Linked DNA regions of Homo sapiens: regions 1, 3 and 4 are each linked to region 2. The links are chromatin contacts, found by Hi-C or POLR2A ChIA-PET in ENCODE. All regions are on one chromosome and are shown on one strand. Each heading gives the region's core, a stretch centred on a gene start or an enhancer-like site at or near the end of the contact. The rest is flanking DNA. Distances are from core to core; before and after follow the strand shown.

Region 1 (3,749 bases), core at 966-3,465, 290 kb before region 2:
TCTCTCCCTCTCTCTCAGCTCTGGTTCCTCCTTTGTGAAATGGAGCATAAGGAGCCCCCACCCTGGCTGTTTCACAGGGCTCCTAGGAGACTCAAAATCAGACAACAAACATTTACATGTTGCAGGTGTCACACACTGTTCTAGATCCTCTACACATACTCACTCATTGAATCCTCATTACGACCCTCTGATGTTATTATTAGCATCCGCATTTTACAGATGAGAGAACTGAGTCAGAGAAGGGTTAATAACTTGCCTTTAAAAATCACACAGACAGGCCAGGTGTGGTGGCTCTCGCCTGTAATCCCAGCACTTTGAGAGGCTGAGGCGGGCAGATCACCTGAAGTCAAGAGTTCGAGATGAGCCTGGCCAACATGGTGAAACCCAATCTCTACTAAAAATACAAACATTAGCGGGGCGTGGTGGCGCATGCCTGTGGTCCCAACTACTTGGGAGGCTGAGGCAGGATAATTGCTTGAACTTGGTCGGCATAGGTTGCAGTGAGCAGAGATAGCTCCAATGCACTCCAGCCTGGGCGACAGAGGGAGACTCCGTCACAAAAAAAAAAAAAAAAAAAAAAAAATTCACACAGACCAAAATTAAAAAAAAAATTTAATCACAGGGACAGCAAGTGGCAGACCTGGTTCCCAAGTGGGTGGGTGATTTCAATTGTGGCCTTATCCTGTCTCAAAGTGAACTGACTCCTAAAATGTCCTTCTTTTTAGTAGACAGCTGGACCGCCGCCTGGAGAGGAAGCCTTGAACGGCTGGGGGAGGGGATTACTTTACAGCCAGGATCCAGCCAAGGCTGGGGATGAGATGGGAGTAGGATCTCCCGACTCCTTAGGGTCACTCCTCAGGGTCACTCCTCGTCCTGGGGACCAGATTCCAGGCTTCACAGGACCGGAGAAGGAGGAGCGCGTCCTCCCTTCCCAAAGCGCCAGCTCATTTAGATACAGGTGCCTGGGGCTTTGGCTCTCGTCGCTGATGAGGGGTAGCATCTTTCTGATGCTGGTGACTGTGAGTGCGTCTCGAGGGATGGGGGTGCTGAGCCTACCGCTTCGCTCGTTAGGGAACAAATTGCTGTTTTGGCCCCGGCGGCTCCTCTGGGCGCGGGCGGCAGCCGCGCTCGCTGGCAAATCGTGGGAGGGAGGAGGAGCGGCGCTGGCAGGCAAGTCCGGGGGACCGTCGCAGCGCGGGAGGCCAAGAAAAGACGGCCGCCCCGGGCCCGGCTCCGCCCCGCCGGGAAGGGGCTCCCTGCAGCCGCCCCAGGGCAGCACCCCGCGCGGCGCCGCGCGGAGCTCTCCAGGACGAGCTGCGTGAGGCGCGGGGCTCGGCCTTCCTCGCTCTCCTGGTGCCAGGACCCGCACGCACAAGGTTCGGAAGTTTTTTCGCAGTGTCTGACCCCTGCCGGTCCCCTGTATTTACCACCTGACCCTCTAGCGCGCTTAGGAGAGGCAAGAGGTGACAAATGCCAGAGGGAAATGGAGGGGCAGGACAAGGGGTCTGGCGCTCCCCTCCCCACCACACACCCTTTCCGCCCACGGGGTCACACGGAGGACGTCTGACCCTTACTCCTAGGGCTACCCACCCTCTGGTTTCCAGGCAGCTCCTGCTTGCGGAGACACCTCATAGGAGCAGCTGGATCCATTTTCCAGAGCGTCAAGTTGAGGATGAGAAAGTCTCGAGGGCCGGGCAGCTGTGCGCGCAGAACCCCCGCCCCATCTGCTTTTAGATTTCCCGGGTGCGGCTGGAGCCCCTCTAGAGCGCCGGCCTCCGCTGGCCGCAGGGCCTTCACCTGCGCCTGTCGCCCTGTCCCCTTGCCCACTGCATTTTCCTCGGGGAGAGCATCTTCCACAGCATGCGTCCCCTGCCCCCCACGCCCCGAGCCCCCCTCCCATTCCGCCGGGGGAGGAGAGGCTGCTAGGAGGCTCTCGGAGAGCCCCCGGGCTGCAGAGAAAGACGCCTCCCCTCTGCGGCTGAGGCCGAGTGAGCCAAAGGGGGCCGGCCGCTCGCCAGTGGTTCTCCGAGGTACGGGCGGGGAGGCCCGCGGGGTGGGATCAGGGCGGCCGCCACCTCCCCGCCCCCGCCGAGGTCCCGAAGGGAGGGGAGCCCTCCGCGGGAGGCCTGTCCCTTTAAGGAGGCGGCCCTGGCTGGGTGTGCCCCGTCTCCATGGTTACCCCGGTGCAGGCGGCGGGCGCGGGAGGGAGGGAGGGAGGCTGCAGCTTCTCCCCGACAGACGGAGGGAGCTGCCGAGAGCCGGCGCCGAGCGAAGCCGAGCGGAAGCCCACCCGCAGCCGACACGCGAGCCGCTGCCGCGGCGGGAGGTGCTGAGAGCGCGGCGGCCGCGGGGCCTGGAGCCCGGGATTTGTGGGCGGCGAGGGCGCGAGGGGCCGCGCGCCATGCTCCGGGCCCCGACGGCGCGGACGCCCCCTCGCGCGCCAGCGTCCGGCGCGACCCCGGATCCCGGTCTGCGCATTGCCCCCCGACGGCTGCGCTAGGGAGCGCGGGGCCCGGCGGGGGGCGGCCGAGCTGGGCGCCCTCCCCCGGCGCGGAGTCCCCGCACCCCGGAGGGATGGGGCGGGCAGCCGCGGGCGCCTAAGATGCCGGCCATGCGGGGCCTCCTGGCGCCGCAGAACACCTTCCTGGACACCATCGCTACGCGCTTCGACGGCACGCGTGAGTCCGACCCTCGCCCACTTGCACCCGGGCCGCCGGACCCTCGCCAGGGCTCCCGCCTTCCCCGAACCCCCAGCAGCCCAGCTTGGCGCCAGCCTATTCTCACCCTCTCCTCCCTACCCGCCCCTCTTGAGGCTGGGGCCATCGTCTCCTGCTAGGCGCTGTTTCCCCGAAGGTTCGAAGGTTCGGGGTCAACACTGCTTCAGGCGAGGCAACAGGGCCAGAAGTCCCTGGGTGTGGGTCCTGGGATGCTCTCTGTTAGCCGGGTCTCGAACCCGAACCTAGTCAGTCTGACCCATCCCACCCCTGCGTCTGGCGCTGTCGCAGCAACTACCCTCGGACTGGTGGGGTAAGGCGAGGCGGGTGAACAGTGCTCAGGGACAGCTGAGAGGGCTCAAAACACAGATTTAGAAAAGAGATTTGCAAACGGAGATAAGAGTAGGCGGCACTCGGGAGAGCACCGTGTGTCCAAGCCCCGTGTCTCATAGCCTGAACCCCCTAGACTTGGGGAGGCCATCTAGCCCCAAGAAGATGGTTTGGGGACTCCCATCAGGACTGGGGAAGTTTGGAGAAGGCGCCCCGAGCTCTGGATCCCCGGTTCTGGGGGCTCTGAGCACAGGGGAAGTGATGAAAGCCCCTCCCTCCTCCTCTCCCTCACATCCCCCGTGGGGCTTCCCAGCTCTCTGCCTAGGTCCTCCTTGGTCTCCGGTTCCTGATAGGGGGTGGGAGCCCAGCCCTGCGCTCTCCCCACTCCGGGCTCCTCCATCTGCTTTGCCAGTGTGCTTGGCTCCTGCAGCCTGCTGATTCAGTGCCCCCCACTCCCCAATACATTCCTGGCTCCTGGCTCCCGTGCTCAGTCACCATTCTTACACCCCCATTCTTGATCACATTCACTAATTCCTGAGCCAGGTCAGGCAGCTAGGGCTAAAACACAGACAGCAGGATGTATGGTGGTCTGGGGTTGCCTCCAGTCTAGGTGTGTCTCAGTGGGAGAAGCCAGACAGCCAACCTGGGTACCTGGCTAGTGGGTGAGCCTGGCAGAAGTAGAGGTGGGGCTGAGGCTGGCCCAGA
Region 2 (3,874 bases), core at 77-2,576:
CCCTGCCCGGGCCACTTCCTCTGGCTGACCATTGTGCTTAAGAAGGAGGACCCATGACAGACGCGGAGAAGTGGGAGGGAGGGATTGCCTCTACAGCCAGAGAACTCCTTAGCCCAAGACCCCCAGCTCCTCAGCAAGGCAGGCCTTTAAGAAGTAGCAGCTGGACAGACTAAGTGGACTCAGCTGATCCAGCCCTGGGATGCCTGGAAAACCAGGCCTGTGGGAGGTGAGGGCCCTCTGTGCCCTTGGGGCCGTGCCAGGACTGGAGATAACGCGGGACCTTGGGCCCAGGACAGGGAGAGGGGAGCTAGGATCCGGGCAGCCGCTTTCTTAGTTGGGCTAAGCCAGGGAAGCGTCGGGCACAGATGAATTCTCTGCATTCTTCTGGCACCGCAGCCAGCACCCAGAGGGCCTTTTCTGCAGACGCTGCCCTGTCCCTGCTCCCTGCCCAACCAACCCTTCTCCCTCCCTTAGCTTCTCTTCAGCGTGCAGCCCACCAGGTCCTTCCTCCTTCCCGCAGCCCCTCAAAGCCTTTGAAGGGGCTGTTCTCTAGGAGACCCGGTCTTTCCGCCTCTCCCCGCCTTCCCCAGGCCCTACCGCCCCAGGCCACGGGGAATGGGAAGGAGTGCGAAAGGGAGCCCCAGGCTCGTCTCCGCGCCTGCGCTTTGGGGAGAGAGCCCCTCCCCCCGCAATAACCCGGCACCGCTAAGCGGCACCCGGACGGTGGGATGCGGGTTGGGTGGGGTGAGCAGCTGGGGCAAGGTCAGTGCTTTCAAAGAGGGAGGGGAGCCCGGCCCCCGGAACATCCCCCACTCCCGAAAGTTTCCCTTCCGGGGCCACGGAGTGTGCGCGAGGATGGCGCGGGGGGCGGGAGGGGGTGGGGTGGGGGTGCACAGAGTCGCAGCCGGACCCCCGAGGAGGGTGCGGCTGGAGGGAGGGACGGAGGGGCGGGCAGCAGGGTTTGGGCAGGAAGCCGCGACGCCCTCTCCGACTCTGTACTGCCACGAGAGCCTTACCCTCCACACCCCACTCCCCCCGGCCCGGAGCTACAGATCGCCCCCCCGCACTCGCCGCCCTTTCAATCCCAAGTAGACCCAGAACTCACCGAAATCAGGTGTTGAGCTGGGCCAGGGCAGGCCGGATCCGCCAGGTCCATGGCCGCGGCTTGGGGGCGGGGGGCAGAGAAAGGGGGGTGCCGGAGCCGCCTCCTGATGTCAAGGCTTTAAAGGGGCCGGGGAGCCCCGCCCCTGGCCCTGACCCCGCCTCCCTCCTCCCTAGCAGCCAATCCACGTTCAGCCTGGATGCGCGCCCCTCCCAGCCCCCTCCAGATGTTCCCAGGACGCGAGCTAAGTCTGCCCGGCCGGCGCGCGCCGCTTCCGCTTTGGTGGGAAGGACCTCCCTTCCCCCTTATAGAAACACTTTCTCCAGGCCGGGCCGGGCTTGGTAAACCTCAGCCGTGCCTGGGTAGAGGACGCCGGGCTGGGCCGAGCGGGGGTGGAATGAGGGCGTCTAGAACAGAGAAAACTAAGTAGGTGCGCGCGGGCCCACAGGCATGCGCGTTTGCTTCTGTGGGGCTGGGCGTGCACGTGTATGTGTGGTTGTGAGCGTCGGTGTTTGTAATTTGCTTTTCTGCATACGTGTTGGGTGTAAATCCATGGGGGAAAGGCTTGAGTGCCTCTTTGGCCTTAAATGCTCCCGCCTCTCTCTTCCTTCTCCAGGATGGGGTCGTCCCCCCAGTAATCTGGAAAACAGTTACAGCAACAGGCTCCTCTCATCAGACGGCAGTGCTGGTCGTTTCCTCACTGGTTTGCGGGGAAGGCTGGGCAGAAAAAGGATGCAACCTTGTTCTCAACCACTTGCTATCTCGGTGAGGATGAGGAAAAGCAAACAGCCCATCCAGGCCCCTGCAGAGCCTCAGAGCTTCAATATCATTCCCATTAGTCCTTAATTAAACACCTATTTGCCCTTGCCTAAATACCGTATAACCCTCACAGCCTGCATTGTAGTGACTGCCCCAGAAATGTAGGTTCTCACCTGGGTTCTGCAGGGAAATACGAAGGAATCCCTAGGTACAGTCTCCGCCTACTTCATTAAAATTTCTTTTGTTGCGAGTATACAAAGGATGCAGCTTAGAGTATCATATTAGTCCAATAAAGGAACATAAAAAGTAAGGCAAGTTAGGGTGCTCAGATTGGCTAGGATTAAGAGTTCTTTTCTGAAGGAGGTTTATTTAAATACGGAATTTGAAGGGCAGAGAGAGCTTGAGTAGGGTCCAGGCAGGGTAAAGGCCACAAGGAGATTCAGATAGGAAAGAGCAAATTATCTGCGTGGGACCGTGAGCAGATCACCGTGGTACGTTGGGAAGTGGGAGAAATTAATGGAGGAGGTTTCTTATGGAGGAGAGCAGAATAAGGATATGGATGTGACAAGACATAAGATAAAGAAGTCATTTTGGGTTCTTGAGCATAGAGGTAGTTTGATGAAAAGAGTGCCCAAGGACAGCTATTACTGGAACCTAAAAGATGTCTTGATGGGTACCCCCACCAGCTTTCTCATTTTTTTGCTTAAAAAATATTTTATTCTTTTCTTTTCTCTGAGATGGAGTCTCACTCTGTCCCAGGTTGGACGGAGTGCAGTGGCACAATCTCTGCTCACTGCAACCTCCACCTCCTGATTTCAGGTGATTCTCCTGCCTCAGCCTCCCAAGTAGCTGGTATTATAAGAGTGCACCACCACACCTGGCTAATTTTTGTATTTTTAGTAGAGACGGAGGCTTCACCATGTTGGCCAGGCTGGTCTCGAACTCCTGACCTCAGGTGATTTGCCCACCTCGGCCTCCCAAAGTGCTAGGATTATAGATGTGAGCCACCATGCCCGGCCCTTAAATTATTCTTAACGTGCAATAAAATGCACACATCTTAGGTGCTTTGTTTGGTGAATTTCAAAATATACACCTATGTAATTAACACCCAAAACAAGATACTGAACCACCACCCTATAAAGTTCCCTCATGCCCCTTTATAGTTGATCACCCCACACCCACCACCACCCTCCCCTGGCAACTTCCTGAATTATAGCACCATAGATTTGTCTGCATTTGTATTTCACATATATGGAGCTTTACAGTATGTACTTGTGTCTGTATCCTTTAGCTTAGTAATGTTTTTGAGATCCATCCATGTGTATCAGTAATCTGTTCTTTTTTATTGCTGAGTATTATTCCATTGCATGAATATATCACAATGTGTTTATCCATTCTTCAATTGATGGATATTTGGGTATTTCCAGTTGGGGTTATGATGAATATGGCTGCTATTAACATTCTGGTGCAAATATTTTCATAGACATGTTTTCATTTCTCCTTTTCACCTTATTTCTTGATGATAGTGGCATCTTCGGAAGCCTACAGCATTGTGAATTCTTATTCAATCATCTAACATTGAATAGGGATCAGTGGGCTAGTTCTGGGATTACAACAAAAAGTAGACATGGTCCTTTCCTCAAAGGGCTTGAAAGTCCAATAAAACTCCATGTACCTGTTGTATTCCTAATATTGCCTTGTATTCCTAATTCTGCCTTGAGGTAGAAAACCTTAAAAGTCTGCCAGGCATTTCTAACTACTTTTGGATGTTTCCAAATAACTGAATTATTGGAAGTAAACAGAACATCAAGATGATAATTTACTTTCCTTTTTTTTTTTTTTTTTTTTGAGACAGAGTCTTGCTCTGTCACCCAGACTGGAGTGTAGCAGCACAATCTCGGCTCACTGCAAGGTCTGCCTTCCAAGAGGCAATTCTCTTGCCTCTTGCAATTCTCAAGCAATTCTCCTGCCTCACCCTCCCAAGTAGCTGAGATTACAGGCGTGCGCCACCAC
Region 3 (4,321 bases), core at 1,344-3,843, 480 kb before region 2:
TTCAGCAAGACCCCTTCCCTTTGTCTTGTTGTTCCTTGGGGCTAGGGTATCTCCTGGAGCTTCTGTATATTTATCTCTGTAAACGTCCTCTTCTTTTTTTTTTTCGGGGTCTCACTCTGTCTCCCAGGCTGGAGTGCAGTGGCTCGATCTTGGCTCACTGCAATCTCCGTCTCCTGGATTCAAGAGATTCTTCTGCCTCAGCCTCCTGAACACCTGGGACTACAGGCTCCACCCGGCTTTTTTTTTTTTTTTTTTTTAATTTTTAGTAGAGACAGGGTTTACCATGTTGACCAGGCTGGTCTTGAACTCCTGATGTCAGGTGATCCACCCACCTCAGCATCCCAAAGTACTGGGATTACAGGTGTGAGTCACGGCGCCCAGGCTTTGTACCCTCCTTTGTGTCTGCATATTTCCACATTTAGGAATCTTCCAAATTTGTCTTCCTACATTTTGGGGGGCTCTCTCTTTGTTCCTCTTGGGGCTCTTCTCTCTAAGAATACACCAGCCCAGCAGAATACCCCACGGACACTGGAGTAGGAGAAGGAGGAGGGCTTTCTTCCTGCCCCCATCCAGAGGTGATTGCTAACCCAAGGATGGTCACACCGTGTCAGGGCTCGGGCACGCGCGGGTCACTTCACATTCTGAGCACAGACGCCTGGTCGATGCCCTGCTGTCCCTCCCTCCTCCCAACCTCCCTCCGCCTGGCCCCCGCCCCCTCCGCCCGCCTGGAAAAGGCAAATTTGACATTTTTAAATCCCGAGCCTTAGAGGGATCGATGCGGCCCGGGGGCCCCGCCCGGGGTCGATATTCCTGATTGGGAAGCGGCCGCTTCGCGGAGCCCGCGTGTAAATCACCTGGGCTGGGGGAGGGGGCGTGGGGAGCCTACCACGTCCCAGGCTCGCGAAGCCAGGAGGGGTCGGGACCCGGGCGGTACCGGAGGGCGACGGAATGAGAACGACAGGCCTTAGAGAACCAGAGAGAAGCCCGCCCAGGGCCTCCCCCTCCCCCGCTCAGCCCTGCCAACTCCCCCAGCAGGCTCCAGTCTCGCTTCAGCGGCCGCCACCCTTCGTTGCCCCTGGAGCCGCCGGGGAGGCCAGTGTCGGAGCCAGCCATGCGGCGGCTCCTCTCTGGCCGCTCCCGCGGGGCCGGGGCTTCGGCGGCTGCTGTCACGGAGCCGACAGGCCGGGCCGGCCGGGAAGGGGCGGGTGGCGGGGGGGAGAGGCGGCGGGGTGAGGCTGGCTCAGCGCTGGCACTCAGTGGGCGCGCAACGTATGTTTGCCGAATTGAAAGGCTGGGACACCGAGCGGCGCAGGGCAGAGGGTCGGAGGGCACAGGCGGGGTAGGAGATGGCCCAGACCGGGTGAGGGCAGAAGCCTCACTCACGGGGGAAGAAGGCACTCGAGGTCGCTCTGAGGACCGCTGGGCTGGGATAGACCACCCATCCCCCGCCGGGGAGACCCGGGTAGTAAAGAACAAGACAGAATGGGACAGGCAGGACGGTTTGGACCCCACCTACAAGCGCCTCCACCACCCCAGCCTCCGATCCTTGTCACGCTCTGCTGGGGAAACCGAGGCAGCCGATGCTGAGAATAGCCAAAAAGTTAAAAGCGGGGTCAGCGACGAAGCTGGGGCAGCAACCAGAATTCCTGCGTGGGTTTTTTGGATTCCTCCGCCCACGCGGGGCCAGTTTGCGGGTAAATGCACCACCGCGCCCCGCACCACAGCTCAGACCCTTTCCTCTCGCTGCAGTTTGTCAGATCCCCCCACCTCCCACTCTGCACCAGTTTATAGAACAACAATTTGGGGAAAACAATCCGGGCGGAGTGACGGCCCCGTAATTGTGACAAAGTGAGTGCGGGCGGCTGGAGAGAGCGCTAGGCCGGGAGCGCTGCAGGGCGAGGCGGAGGCAGGGGCGCCTCCCCCCGCCCTGCCGCCCCCTCGTTCTTATTCCGGTCACCTCCCATCCCTCTCCTTGACTCTTCAATTCCTCTTCTCCCGGCCCCTTGCGCCTTCCTTCGCTTGTTCCTCCATCGCTCTTCCCTTTCCTCCCGGTAACAGCTCTTCTCCCGCTCCCCCGACCCCGTCGCCCCTCCCCCGGTGCGCTTTTTCCTCGCTCACTTCTCCCCTCTCCTCTGCCCTCCACTCGTTTCTTCAGCTTTTCCTCGCGCTTACATTGCCCTTGGGCCCCTGGCTCTCCCCGCACAATCCGCTTCTCTCCCTCCCCACTCCTCCCTTCCTGAGATCGAACCCTGAGCCCCTTCCCGACCCCCACTCTCTGGGCCGCCAGCGCAGCCCCGCATTTCTGGGTTCCTCGGGAAGTAAACCTGGGGGCGCGCTGCGGCCCCGGGTGCCCCGGCGGCCAGCCCCTTCCCTCTCCCTTGTATGGCTGCCGCCCCCGCCCCACCACCTGAGCCGGGAGATAGTTTGTTTGTCCAGCGGCGGCCGCCGCCGCCCACGCTGTTTGCAAAGCTTAGCGCGCCGTCGCGCAGTGCGGGCCCAATTAAGTCTCATTCATTATTCAGCGCTCCTGTCCGCCCCCGCCCCCCAGCAGTCTGAGGCGTCGCTTTGGGGCCCCTCCCAGCCTAGGCCCCTCAGTGAGCCCTAAGAGGTCATATAGAGAGCAGCATTTCCTCTCCAGGCCGAGATGAGGGCTGAGGGCGTTTGGAGGGAAGCGCTCTGCCTACTGCCGGGAGGTGACACCCGCGAGGCCGACCGTCCCCCGAAGCCCCCGCAAGTCCAGACTGGGGGACCTCGGAGATCCACGAGATTGCCAGAGAAGGAAATTGAGGCCCAAGAAGCTGCATGACTTAGCCAAGTTCACGGAGTAGAACCCGGGATTGGAGCCCGGGACATTGAAATGAAGGCGTCTTGCATTGCAGCTCCGTTGCAGCGCAGAGGCGCAGGAAGGCAGACTACCACGAGCCTCGGGCTGCGGCCTCGCCCTCCTGGTCGAGCCTCCTGCCCTCCAACCCTCTGCTCCCGTTTCTCCCTCTGGTTCATAGCCCGCGGGACAGAGCAGCCCTGGATTGGGAGGCTCCTCAGGTCTCAGGCTCAGGTGCAGAAGCAGAGCCCCTAACTGGAAGGCTCGGAGGTGGGCCGGTGAGGCAAGCAAGCCCTGTGGGGGGTTGAGGACAGCTTGGGTTGGATGTCCCTCACTGCAGCCTGTCCGTGGATGTCTCTGCCTTAAGGGAATTGGAGGTGGAACCATCCAGTCTTGAAGGTCAACGGAGCGTGAAGAGAGGAGCGTGCAGCTTGAGGTGAGGGAGGAGTCACCTTTCAATTTGTGGGGGTGGGAGGAGGTAATCAAGGACGTATTCTTGCATTTACAGGAGTTTATCCTTTTTTTTAGCACTACAGATAGGAGCGTCCCTTGCTCCTGCCAGGCAGCCCCTCCATAGGGGCAGTCCTGTGCTGCTGTGCCTCGGTACCCGCACAAGGTGTCTGGGGACCGCCCGGACCCCCCCTTCCATCGGCGGCAGCGCCACCTGGCGGCCATGGTGCGGTGGTGTGGGAGGAGCTGGGCCCGGGCTGGGCACTGAGCCCACCGGAGCTGCAGGCGTCTGCAGAGCCTTGCACCGAGTTTCCCCGCGAGGGCGGGCGGGAGGAGTCCCAGGCGGGAATGTGATCCCCAGGGGGCCGGGGAGGGCCCTGGGGAGGAGCCTGGCCTGGGGAAGCCGGACTTCCGTGACACAACAGACACAAAAGACAAAGTCCATTTGGATGGAAGTGGGAGCAGGGCGAGACGGGCCATTTTCACTCTGTGGTCAAAGGAAATGACTGGTCTGACTCGGTCTGGGAGCGGGGCACCCAGGTATGGCCACTTGATTTGGAAGTAGCGGGTGCTGGCTGGTGGTCGCTCCAGATAGAGGGGACACTGGCAGGCACGCTTGGCGTCCAGTTTGATATTGTGAGGATTTGTCCAGCTGCTGTGGAGTGGCTTTCCAAGCCGGCCTCCGAAAGAGGTGGTTGAATTGTGGGGTGCCAAGGTCTAGGTCAAACGAAGTTTTCCAGAATATTTTAATAAAGGGAATTCAGGACCCCTTTCAAGTTTGACCTGTGGGAAAATCTCATGGCCTGGAGAGTTAGGAAGGCAGGAGAGTGGCTAAAGCCTGGGCCAGGTGTGGGAGGGCAGCCACAGTTGGAGTTAAGTCAGGGGTAAGGCAGAGGCTTTCAAAATGTGTGGGAACTTTGGAAAAGCATCCAATGCAGCCCTGCCCCTCCACACATCCCCCCATGAGTCATTTGGGGTCATGGGTCTCAGGGGAAGTCTGAAATTTAAACAGCTTTCTCCTCTAAATCTGGAGTCACTGTGGTTGTAAAG
Region 4 (4,031 bases), core at 940-3,439, 260 kb before region 2:
CTGCCAATACTAAGGCCCCAGAGGGGCTCAGGCAGCCATTCCCAACAGATGGGGAGGCATGTGGCACTTAACGCCACAGACCTTCTACCCTTTCCCAGTTCCTGGCCCTCCGAACCCTTACTACCTGGAGGAGCTTCTCCGTTTAGGGATGGTGCCCAAGGCCTGGGAGGAGGCTCGCTTCTGCCCTGCCAGTGACTCCTCATCCTCTGAGCGGCTGGCAGTGCCTGATGCCATCAGGGATGAATCTAGCAGCCCCTGAGAATCTAGCAAGAGAGAAATGGTGGATTCGGGCCTCCTAAGATCCTAGAGCCTCTGCAAATGGGACCCCTCCCCAGCCCCCTTCCCCTGCCAGCCCTCTTGGCCCCTCCCCTGCCTCCTTGACACTTGAGGTTTTAAGGTAGAGTTCCTTGGCCATCCAGATCCCATCTGGGCTCAGACCTGGCCCAGACCTTCCACGCTGGGCAGTTCCCCCGGTGCCACGTGTCATGTCGTGCAGCACATGGTGCTCAGGTCAGACTGGTGATGCCGACACGCTGGGCTCTGGGCATAACTGCTCCCTCTGCCATCAAAATGCAGCCGTGCTAAAGAGCAGCAGCTCAACAGCAAGTCAGTCAACTGTGGCTCTGCCGACAGGTACATGGGTGGTGCTGGCCCAGGGGGAGGTGGCAAGGCCTAGCCAGGACCGAAAGACACACGTGCCAGGCACAGAGTGGAATCAGCAGATGCTTGGCGCCCGAGCATTTGGGGAGCTGTCCCGGCCTCATACTACCTTTGTCCATCCTCTTACAGTCCCAAAGCCACTGGTTCCAAACCACCGGGCTAGGAGGAACGGTCCCACAGGCTCATCCAAGGATTCTGACCAGGTGAGCTTAAAGGCTGAGAGGAGATTCTGCAAAGGAGAAATGAGGCTCCCTGAGGCTCAGATTTCCAACTGGCCAGCCTCACTTCCTTATACTGGCTCAGGTCCCCCAGGGTCCCATAAGCTAGGGAAGACATAAGGACAGGAAAGAGGCATAAGGCCCCACTCTGCCAATAATAGCCTTAGACATCAGTCTTGTGAAGGTCACTGGCACCTTTCAGAGTATGATAACAGCTATGGACTGCAGAAAAGGGTGCAAACACATACTATTTTAGAGGGTTCATAGACCCTTTAATTCTACTGGTATCTCCTAGGTTAAGCGCCTTGACTATAAACTAGCAAGAGACAAGGGATTCTTTGGCCCACATTTTTCTTTACTTCAGCTGTCCACTCAGCTCAGCAGCACCAGCCTTCCCCTCCCAGGCCAAAGCAGGAAAAAAGAAAGGGAGACAAAACTCCAACCAGTCCATCTCGTTTTTTTTTTGTTTTTCTTTTCCATTTGGGGTTTTTACTGAAGATTTAGTAAGTGGTATTTCCATGAGATACCATCTCGTGGAAACCAAAAACCACTGTTTGGGAACTGCGTGATTATCAACCACGCTGTGCCCCAACAACCCCTAGAGAACCCAGGTACTGGACTTTCTCGGGGCGCTCCTCTCGTGAGTCCCCACTTCTAACCAGGGTGGCTCTTAGCTCAGTGTTCTAGCCCTGTCCCCAGGTGAGCCTGTCGCTCTCCGCTCCATAGGCTACGACTAAGAATCTTGACATCTGAGGAGAGGGCGAAGGGGCCCGAGCTTGCCGGCAAACTGAGGTAGGGTCTGTGCCCCTTCCTTACCGGACCCTCCGCCCCTCGTTCTCCCAAGAGTGCACACCCAAGGTAGGGGATCGGTCCAGGTCTGTCTCAAGAACTCGGGGTAGGAGCATTGATGAAGTCACCTCTGCAACTCAAAGCAGAGCACCAAGTAGCCTTGGTTTGAGACCCACAGGCTGGTGGCTGGGGAGGTGGGGGTAAACTCGCAAGCCCATTCTCACCCCACGGTCTCCATGCCTTTGCGCATGCGTAACACTTCGAGCCAGATTCTAACCCGGTCCGGCCCACGCATGCGCAGCTTTTCGGGGCGCCACTGGGGCGGGGCCCCAAACTTGGGGGGTGGTCGTCCCCGGCGGCACTCTGCAAAACTCCATTTCATCCCCAACTCCTCTGAGAACCCTCAGAGGCGAACCGCGAGGTCTCACCATTCCTAGACTGCCAGATCCAACAATTTCTCCGCGGCGACGGTAGCAGCCGCAGGGCCAAAGCCGGCTTCCGTGAGGTACGTCTACTTCCGGTTAACGAACCAGGGGGCTGGCAATCTCTTCCGGTTCGTCTTGGCAACGTGTGTGAAGGGGGCGTGGCCATGGTACGGAAAGTGTAAATATTTTACCAATAGCGGAAAGTAAAGGCTTTCCTAGTTGGGACAGCATATAGGGAAACGTTAAGGATTATAGGCACCGGAGAGGTAACCCGGCTTGAGGGGTTGGTTAAAGGGAAAGGCGAGACTTAGGGCGAGACCGAGCGGGGCTAATTGAGGCGACCCGGGGAGGGGCGGGACCGCGGACTGGATTTCGACTTCCAAATTCCCACGAGGTATAGGAGTCTGAGGGTTGCACAGGACCTTATGCATTGTTTGACTCCTCCAGAGCCTTTAGAGAAACTTCTATCAGGCCCGCCTGCTAGGCACTAGTCGGGGAGATAATGTAGCCAGGGAGATGTGGCGGACAGAAAGGGCAGAGAGGCTCTCTGAGGAGCGGATGGAGGATCGTGGGCCGCTTTACTGAGAAGGAAGAGACCCTGCGAGAAGGAGTAGTGTCGACTTGGTCCCGTCAGCCGGACCCCACCTGGACGGCTGGGGCCACTTGTGGTCGCCGGGAGGTAAGAGAGAAAACCAATGGAAGCACCTTCAGAGGAGAGTGCCTTGGAAGGAATCTTGGGGTGGGAGAACGAACCTGTCGGAAAAATTGGGAATTTGGGGCTGTGAGAGATGTTCCGGAAAACTAGAAAGACTGTTGTCTAAAAGAGGAATTCTGTTTTATGCTTCCTTTGCGAGGTACTAAAGTCTAGCAGCTATAGAGAGACATACTTCAGCTCAGAATAAGAAAGATTCAGTTCCAAAGCTGTCCATCAGAGGTGTCAAGAACACATAACATGGACATTGCTAGGGAATTCAAGTGTCAAATGAGAGACTGGCCCTTTTGGCCCTGACGGTATACTATGGCCCTCTGCTTCGAGAGTACCAACCTCATTTACTGTTCTGTGGACTTGTTTAATGAGTATGTACTTATTTTAACTCCCATGAAAGAGTGTGTGTTTTATTTTTTAACAGGCACTTGATTAAATATATTATGTAAACTTGTGAAAATATCAGAAAACCAATGAAATTTTTTTTTTTTGAGACAGAGTCCCGCTCCATAGCCCAGGCTGGAGTGCAGTGGCACAATCTCGGCTCACTGCAACCTCCGGCCCCCGGGTCTCGGTTCAGGCAATTCTCCTGCCTCAGCCTCCCGAGTAGCTAGGATTACAGGCACGTGCCACCATGCCCAGCTAAGTTTTTTTTTTTTTTTTTTTGTAGAGACAGGTTTTCACCATGTTGGCCAGGCTGGTCTTGAACTCCTGATCTCATGATCAGGCTGCCTCGGCCTCCCAAAGTGCTGGGATTACAGGCATGAGCCACAGCACCCGGCCTGAAATAATTTTTATAAAAAGTGATTACACAGAACATTAATAATATTAATGTTATTAAATATATATGAATTCATGATAACTATTAAAAACATACAAAGGAAAAGACAGTTGAAGGAAATGCACCAGAATGTTAACACATGTCCAAGTGGTAGTAGTAGTAATTCTTCTCTCTAATTATTTTCCAGTTTTTTAATACATGGTTTTTAAATTTTGTTTTATTTTTTTTGAGACAGAGCCTTCCTCTGTCACCCAGGCTGGAGTGCAGTGGAGCGATCTCGGCTCCTGCAACCTACACCTCCCGGGTTCAAGCGATTCTCATGCCTCAGCCTCCTGAGTAGCTGGGATTGCAGGTGTGCGCCACCATGCCTGGATAATTTTTGTGTTTTTAGTAGAGATGGGGTTTCACTATGTTGACCAGGATGGTCTCAAACTCCTGACCTCAAATGATTC

The links. A loop is a pair of places that touch in the nucleus more often than their neighbours do. ChIA-PET counts read pairs that join two places held with the same protein, here RNA polymerase II (POLR2A). Pooled maps may share reads with other maps.
Region 1: a loop to region 2 is called in a pooled map, with 4 times the contacts of the local background. The contact joins the promoter of KCNH3 here to the promoter of BCDIN3D-AS1 in region 2. A Hi-C loop is called at or near these places in 4 of 50 pooled maps. POLR2A ChIA-PET finds 5 or more read pairs at or near these places in 2 of 52 experiments (HEK293 and HepG2).
Region 3: a loop to region 2 is called in a pooled map, with 2.4 times the contacts of the local background. The contact joins the promoter of DNAJC22 here to the promoter of BCDIN3D-AS1 in region 2. A Hi-C loop is called at or near these places in 4 of 50 pooled maps. POLR2A ChIA-PET finds 5 or more read pairs at or near these places in 3 of 52 experiments (B cell, HepG2 and naive thymus-derived CD8-positive, alpha-beta T cell).
Region 4: a map of CD8-positive, alpha-beta T cell shows a loop between it and region 2 (13-fold over the local background). The contact joins the promoter of MCRS1 here to the promoter of BCDIN3D-AS1 in region 2. A Hi-C loop is called at or near these places in 3 of 168 maps with a recorded cell type or tissue (B cell, CD8-positive, alpha-beta T cell and naive thymus-derived CD4-positive, alpha-beta T cell), 1 of 37 single-sample maps with no recorded cell type and 12 of 50 pooled maps. POLR2A ChIA-PET finds 5 or more read pairs at or near these places in 4 of 52 experiments (A673, B cell, CD4-positive, alpha-beta T cell and 1 more).

The regions. Positions count from the first base shown.
Region 1 is chr12:49,536,815-49,540,563 of GRCh38, forward strand. It overlaps KCNH3 (potassium voltage-gated channel subfamily H member 3), which reads left to right and starts at 2,216. Exons shown (of 15, transcript NM_012284.3): 1 at 2,216-2,678. The coding sequence starts at 2,603. RefSeq lists silencers at 1,177-1,296, 2,027-2,206 and enhancers at 1,524-2,335, 2,336-3,145.
Region 2 is chr12:49,827,217-49,831,090 of GRCh38, forward strand. BCDIN3D-AS1 (BCDIN3D antisense RNA 1) reads left to right here and starts at 1,327. Exons shown (of 3, transcript NR_027501.1): 1 at 1,327-1,528; 2 at 1,719-1,867. NCKAP5L (NCK associated protein 5 like) reads right to left here and starts at 1,197. Exons shown (of 13, transcript NM_001037806.4): 1 at 1,106-1,197. RefSeq lists enhancers at 606-655, 1,071-1,649, 1,650-2,228 and a silencer at 916-1,325.
Region 3 is chr12:49,344,295-49,348,615 of GRCh38, forward strand. DNAJC22 (DnaJ heat shock protein family (Hsp40) member C22) reads left to right here and starts at 2,594. Exons shown (of 4, transcript NM_001304944.2): 1 at 2,594-3,257; 2 at 3,350-3,811. RefSeq lists silencers at 919-1,108, 1,139-1,238, 1,259-1,378, 3,411-3,630 and an enhancer at 3,293-4,236.
Region 4 is chr12:49,565,953-49,569,983 of GRCh38, forward strand. MCRS1 (microspherule protein 1) reads right to left here and starts at 2,190. Exons shown (of 15, transcript NM_006337.5): 1 at 2,096-2,190; 2 at 770-889; 3 at 125-263. The coding sequence starts at 779. RefSeq lists enhancers at 1,486-2,289, 2,640-2,689.